2 separate regions of the Homo sapiens genome follow, and region 1 is linked to region 2. Evidence: chromatin contacts called from ENCODE Hi-C data. All regions are on one chromosome and are shown on one strand. Each heading gives the region's core, a stretch centred on a gene start or an enhancer-like site at or near the end of the contact. The rest is flanking DNA. Distances are from core to core; before and after follow the strand shown.

Evidence for each region. Hi-C counts contacts between places; a loop is a spot of excess contacts on that map. Pooled maps may share reads with other maps.
Region 1: a pooled map shows a loop between it and region 2 (17-fold over the local background). The contact joins the promoter of UCK1 here to the promoter of TTF1 in region 2. A Hi-C loop is called at or near these places in 6 of 50 pooled maps.

Annotation. Positions count from the first base shown.
Region 1 is chr9:131,529,891-131,533,329 of GRCh38, forward strand. It overlaps UCK1 (uridine-cytidine kinase 1), which reads right to left and starts at 1,373. Exons shown (of 7, transcript NM_031432.5): 1 at 1,177-1,373; 2 at 596-755. The coding sequence starts at 1,284. RefSeq lists an enhancer at 530-1,443 and silencers at 859-908, 1,109-1,468, 1,609-1,778.
Region 2 is chr9:132,404,816-132,408,349 of GRCh38, forward strand. It overlaps TTF1 (transcription termination factor 1), which reads right to left and starts at 2,025. Exons shown (of 11, transcript NM_007344.4): 1 at 1,975-2,025.

The DNA of each region.
Region 1 (3,439 bases), core at 123-2,622, 880 kb before region 2:
CTGCTTCTCTCTCTTTCTGGGACTAACTGGTTAGACTGCGGCTTTGCAGGCCTTCTTCCCACAAGTCCTTGGGAAAAGGCTGACCATGCCAGCCAGCCAGGGTGGAATCTTCTAGCAGTGGCAGGTGTCTCCCTGCCGCATCTGCCCGTTTACCTGGCCCGGAGCTTCAAGCCACCAGCACTAGTTTACCTACCGCCTCCCACACTGGCCTCTCTGAGGACTTTGCCCCAAAGCACGGGAGGGCACAGTGGGCAGAGGTGTGTGTGGAGGGCCCTAAAGGCCCCAACGTGGGAAGGGAAGATGGGAGGATTTCTCCAGGATCACAGTTGTGGCAGGGCAGGGCAGGGCTCCCCACAGTGCAACAGGCTTCCTGACTGGCTCCAACCACGCTCCTGGGGGGACACTCAGGGCCCAGAGAACTCAGCAAAGTTCCCCTGACTTCACTGTGCAGCCAACTCCACTGCAGGCTGCGTGGCGAGTTGGGGGAACAGCCCAAGCGGGTCTGCATCCATCCAACCTTGGGCCCAAGCGCAGCTGGTTAGCGGCCGCCCAGAATGGGGTCTGCCCTCCCCACATCGTTGGGCTCGCGATTTACCTGGATGGTCAAAATTGTACTGTCCTTTCAAGGCCTTGGCCTTCTGCTCTGCCGTCAGGACCTTGTAGAACCTGTCCTGGCTCAGGATGACCACCTTCCGCTGCCGCTGTTCCACCTCGTTCTGTCCCAGCAACTCCATGATCTTCTCACACACGGTCGACTGGAGACACAGAAGCGGGATTCCCGCCTGGAACCGCTCGTCCTGTGACAGGCACGGGGCCGGCTTCTGGAGACACTGACCCACCCGCCCCCTGGGGGGTATGCTCGGAAGGCGGGAGGACACCAACAGGTGTGGATGGTCTCAGCGGAAGGGCCGCGGGGGCCCAACGGGGTTAGCACGGACTTGGGGCTCCGAGGAGCCCGGCCGGCGGAGAGGCTGTGGGGGAGCCCCGAGGCCCAGCGCCCCAACCCCTCGCCCGCCCCAGCCCGCCCCGGCCCATCGCGGCCTGCAGCCCCTTCGCTCCCGCGCCCTGCCCCTGCCTGGCAGGGGGCCCCTCGGCCGGGGCTGGGGTCTCCTCTCTGGACCGGGCCGCCCGTAGGCACCGGCGAGAGGCGAGACCCCGGCCCGCTCGGCCCCTTACCTTCCCGCTGGCAGTGCCGCCGCTCACCCCTATCAGGAAGGGCCGCTGGTGCGGACGGTCGGCCTCCGGCGCGGGGCTCTCGCAGTCTTCGCCTCCCGCCGAAGCCATCTCGGCCTCCGCTCCCGCGCATCGGGTCCCCGCGCCCGCCCCTTCCCCAGGCCCGGCGCGCCCGCCCAGCGCCGAGGTCGGAGGCAACCGGAGCGATCACTTCCGGGAGGCGCGCGGGGCACGCCGGGAGTTGTAGTCCACCGGGGGGGGGGGGGCCGCGCATGCGTGAGGGTGCAGGGCCCGAGGCCGGCACACCAGGAGCGCCCGCGTCCCATTGCGCCGAAAGCTGGCTGGCAGGGACTGCTGCGCCCGGGCCTCGAGCCGGCTACAAGGTCTCAGACTCAAGTGGCCCGGAAGGTGCCCGTTCCGCACCCCGAGGCTGGGGCTGCGCCTTCGTCCGAGTGCTTGCCTCTGCCTCGCGCTGCCTCTGCGCCAGTCCCGGGCCCTCCCCCGGCCGCCCCCGGGCCTGGCCCCCTCCAGCCCAGGCTCCTCTTGGCCATCGAGGCCTCCGGACTGTCCGGACGCCTCCCACCCCACCCGCTGCTGGAGCCGTCGGGGCGCCCCGGAACGTGGCGGGGGCTGTCGCCTGATGACTTTAGGCTCGCGCCTACAGCGCGCCAAGGAGGCAGAGGCCCATGTGCCGGGTTCCATCCCTGCCGCCCCCCCGCTCCGTGCCTGGCACAGAGAACGTGACAGGCAAATTCTGATCCATTGAAATTATGGATTTCCAGCCGGGCGCGGTGGCTCACGCCTGTAATCCCAACACTTTTGGAGGCTGAGGCGGGTAGATCACGAGGTCAGGAGATCGAGACCATCCTGGCGAACACGGTGAAACCCCGCCTCTACTAAAAATGCAACAAATCAGCTGGGCGTGGTGGCGGGCGCCTGTAATCCCAGCTACTTGGGAGGCTGAGGCAGGAGAATCGCTTGAACCCGGGAGGTGGAGGTTGCAGTGAGCCGAGATGGTGCCACTGCACTCCAGCCTGGGCCACAGAGCAAGACTCCGTCTCAAAAATAAAAAAGAGAGAGAGATAGCTAAGGCTCGGGGCAGAGCATGCTTTTCATATACAAAACAGACAACCCCGGGCGGACGCGGTGGCTCACACCTGTAATCCCAGCACTTTGGGAGGCCGAGGCGGGTGGATCACGAGGTCAGGAGATCGAGACCATCCTGGCTAACATGGTGAAACCCCGTCTCTACTAAAAATACAAAAAATTAGCCGGGCATGGTGGCGGGCGCCTGTGGTCCCAGCTACTCGGGAGGCTGAGGCAGGAGAATGGTGTGAACCCGGGAGGTGGAGCTTGCAGTGAGCCAAGATCACGCTACTGCACTCCGGCCTGGGGGAAAGAGTGAGACTCTGTCTCAAAAAAAAAAAAAAAAAAAAAAAAGACCCCAAGTCTACAGCCCCAGCTACCTCCTTATCTAATTCTCGCCTTTGGAGGCAAGATTCTCCCTGCCCTAAGTCACCCAGGGCCAGGTATCAGGTGACTAGAGACCACTCTGCAGCCCAGAGCCTGCTAGAATTACTCAAACTAGCCAATTTTAAACTCTTTCCCTGCCCTGCCAGGCCTTTTCCATGGAAACCCCAAGAAAGCCTCAGGCCTGGGCTCTCCCCTCGCCCCTGCTTCTGCCTCCTGACCAAACCTGGGGTTCTCTACTGAGAACCGTGCATGGCATGGGTGCCCCTTCTCTCAGGAAATGCGATCAATCTTGCGATGGCTTTGGCCTCTCCTCATGGTCATTCAGCCGTACCTCTGTAAATTAAGCCCCAGGCACAGAACAGTGCCTAGCAAACAGCCACGCTGCTGGCTTAGATCTGTCCAGGTGTGTGTCCCAAAGGTGGCCATCCCCCAAGCCAACTTTGAATTTGTATCAAGGGAGAGTTAGACACGGTTTCTTGCCATTTCTTCCCCTGTGGTCCAGCCACGTAGCGAAAGGCAGGGAAACTAGCAGAGTCTGACCAGGGGCTGTCCCTGATACCCCTGGCCTGGGTCTCGTGTGCCCTCTCTGGTGACTGGCCACAAGGCATGGGCTGCCAGGGCCAGTCAGGCTATTGCGTGGTTCCGCTCCCAAGGCAAAGGGACGCTTTGGGAAGGAGCCACTCCCTGGGAGCAGGCCCAGCACCCAGGAAGCCCACAGTCCAGTAAACAAGGCCCGGGCCCACACGGCTCAGGCCTCTGGGCCACAGTGGCTCCCCTATGGGACCATCCCAAC
Region 2 (3,534 bases), core at 775-3,274:
CAGACACTTTTCAGGCCCATCTTTTAGGACCTCTTAATAAATCACAAACAGAGCAAAGCCGATTATTTCTTTTTTTTCTTTTTTTTTTGAGACGGAGTCTTGCTCTGTCGCCCAGGCTGGAGTGCAGTGGCGTGATCTCAGCTCACTGCAAGCTCTGCCTCCCGGGTTCACGCCATTCTCCTGCCTCAGCCTCCCGAGTAGCTGGGACTACAGGTGCCCGCCACGACGCCAGGCTAATTTTTTTGTATTTTTTAGTAGAGACGGAGTTTCACCGTGTTAGCCAGGATGGTCTCGATCTCCTGACCTTGTGATCCAACCGCCTCGGCCTCCCAAAGTGCTGGGATTACAGGCGTGAGCCACCCACTGGCTGATTTCTTTTCTTTTCTTTTTTTCTTTTTCTTTTTTTGGAGACAGAATCTCGTTCTGTCACCCAGGCTGGAGTGCAGTGGCACGATCTCGGCTCACTGCAACCTCCGCCTCCCGGGTTCAAGCGATTCTCCTGCCTCAGCCTCCGGAGTAGTAGCTGGGATTACAGGCGCAAGCCACCAAGCCTGGCTAATCTTTGTATTTTTAGTAGAGACGGGGTTTCGCCATGTTGGCCAGGCTGGTCTTGAACTCCTGACCTCAGGTGACCCACCTGCCTCGGCCTCTCAAAGCGCTGGGATTACAGGCGTAAGCCACAGCGCCCGGCCTTGATTTCTTTAAATAACATTTCCCCTTCCATCAGTTCCTTTCCTTCTTTTTTGTAAATACTTCCTAGGCTGCTCTCTGGTCTCTGGAGCCCAGTACAACCTTCTAAATATATAGTCTCTCCCTGCTAAAAACTTTTTAGGGTTCCCCTGTTATTCTTAAGATAAAGTCAAAATCCTCACAGACCTGCAAGAGTCTTCATTTCTTCATAATCTAGCCTAGAGATGGACAGAGGTAAGTCCATGCCCACCTCTCTACCTCTCACTTCTCTCTAGGTTTCAGAAACCCTGCTGTTTTCAGTTCCTAGAATACACTACCTTCCTTTTCGTCTCAGGAACTTTGCAAAAACAGCCCATTCCATCAGGAAAGCTCTTCCTCCGCATTACCTTTCTGCCCTTTAACTGGTCCAAGTATGAAAGCCACTTTCTCAAGAGGACCTCTCTAACTCCTTAGCCGGTCTCATCTTTCTGGTTAACAGTGTTTCCCAACAACCAGCTGCTCCCCATTGCACTTTTGGCAGTTATAATATGATCGGCTTCTTGAGGGCTGGAATCCTGGCCATCTTGCTCCCAAATGGCTCCCCAGTCAGTGCTCGATACATATTGAGAACGGATATGCATTTATCCCCCCTTACTCAGAACATACACTTCCCGCTCTGCAGGTACGTGCCCAAACCTGGTCCCGGATTCTCTCACCGCCTTTGGGGTGCGAGAGAGACCCCGCTCTGCTCCCGGGTGGGCGCTCCAGGGCTGAGACTGGAGGAACTAACCAGATGTGAATTCTGCATCTTCTCACTCCCAAAGACCCAAGCCGCGGCCGGGCGCGGTGGCTCACGCTTGTCATCCCAGCACTTTGAGAGGCCGAGGCGGGTGGATCACCTGAAGTCAGGAGTTCGAGACCAGCCTGGCCAACATGGTGAAACCCTGTCTCTACTAAAAATACAAAAATTAGCTAGGCTTGGTGGCGGGCGCCTATAATCCCAGCTACTCGGGAGGCTGAGGCAGGAGAATCGCTTGAACCCAGGAAGCGGAGGTTGCAGTGAGCCGAGATCGCGCCACCGCACTCCAGCCTGGGCGACAAGAGCAAAACTCCATCTTTAAAAAAAAAAAAAAAAAACACCCAAGCCTCAGTTTCCCCGAGATAAGGCCTGGGGCAAAGACCGCGGCCTGGAGACCTCAGGCCAAAAGGCGGGTCTCCCAGAAGACGGGGAAACCCACCACCCCACGCTGAGTTTTTACGCGCGCATTTTGAAAAACAGAAACAACAAAGGCGCTTTCAACTTACCCTCCGAAAGCGCCGCCACCTTTCTCCCAACCCGGAAGTGCTGCTGTTGAGGAAGCGGAAGTAGTAGTGCGTCGCCTTCCGGCCCCCTCGGCGTCACGCTGCCATGGTAACACGGCTGCCGCTAGGCCTTGGAGGCGCGCACATTTGCCTACCCATTTTCCTTCTGGGTCCTTTAGACGTCAGGTGGGGTAGAGAGTGCTCCTGAAACGAAGAAAGTAGGACAGAATCCCCCTCCATTGACGTACTAATGCATGCGTGCATTCCATTTATTCCAGTTTTTGGTGAACTCCAGGAACAACTTGGGAAGACAGATGACAAATCAACTAAGATAATTTCAGATTATCTTGTAAGGAAAATAAAACAGGGTGACGTGATGGAGAGTGACTAGGGGACGGTGGGTGCTACTTTAGATGTAAGAGAGGGCTCACTGAGGAGGTGACATTTGAACTGAGTTCTAAATGGAAAGGGCAGGCAAAAAATCTAGGCAGAAGAGTGTTCCAGGCTGGAAGTGAGTGCAAAAGTCCTGAACTTGGTTGCTGGAGGACCTGGGACAAGGCCAGAGCAGCTGGAGCACAGAGTGAATCCACACAGTGAACCCACAGGGTGACAGACAGGTCGCACACGCCCAGCCTAAGTGAATGCATGTGAATGCAGGGGAGGGGGTGGGAGAGGAAGTCAGAGGTCTGCAGGGGCTATCTGGTGCAGAGGCTGATGGATGTTAAGCTTGGATGAAGTCTCAGAAGTTTAGAGTTAGCAGGAGCTTTGGAGATCTATCCCAGTCTTCCCATTTCAACAGAGTCCTGAAGAGACTTAGCCAAAAGGGCAGCTTTAACCTGGCCATCAATTCGAGGCCATTATATTTACCAACCAAACGTTTAACCTTTTTGGATAGTGAACATATACGATATAGGCAACAAGTTTTCTCACTTAATCCTTGTAATGAGGTATTATTAGCCCCACCTTGTGGATGAGAAACCTGGGTTTACAGTAACTTGTCCAAGGTGACTTAAATGGGCCAGCCAGAAATCAGACCTATGCTCTTTCTACTACTCCACTATCTTGCCCCTCACTGTTCCACCTGACTTCTATGTGATCTGCCAAGTGGCTTTGATTAAAAAATGCACAAACTATGCTTCCGTGAAAGTCTGGAAGGGAAGCAGGTTGGAGAAACGATGAGCCTATGTATGTACTCATGTTGCCATGCAAGGGCTGCTCTGGGATGTGGACGTGCAGTTGGAGCTCCGTCTGGAGAAGTCTGTAAATGTGGTGTTGTCCACTGTTGATATGGAAGGCCTTGAAGTCCAGGTCCGTCATTGGTGTCACGTGTTCTGTGGTGACCCCACTTACCCAGAGCCTTGTGGTGCTAGTGATGCATGAATGAACCCACAAAAGGCTGGCACTAGAGGAGAGATTAGATATCATCCAGTATCGATTCAGGAAAACTCCAATAGTGGTTTCCAATCCTCCTCCAACTGCACCAATCACCTGGGAAGCTTTTTTTTTTTTTTTTCAAATGCAGAGTCTCAACTTTGCAATGGATTTTATATTAAACACTATTGT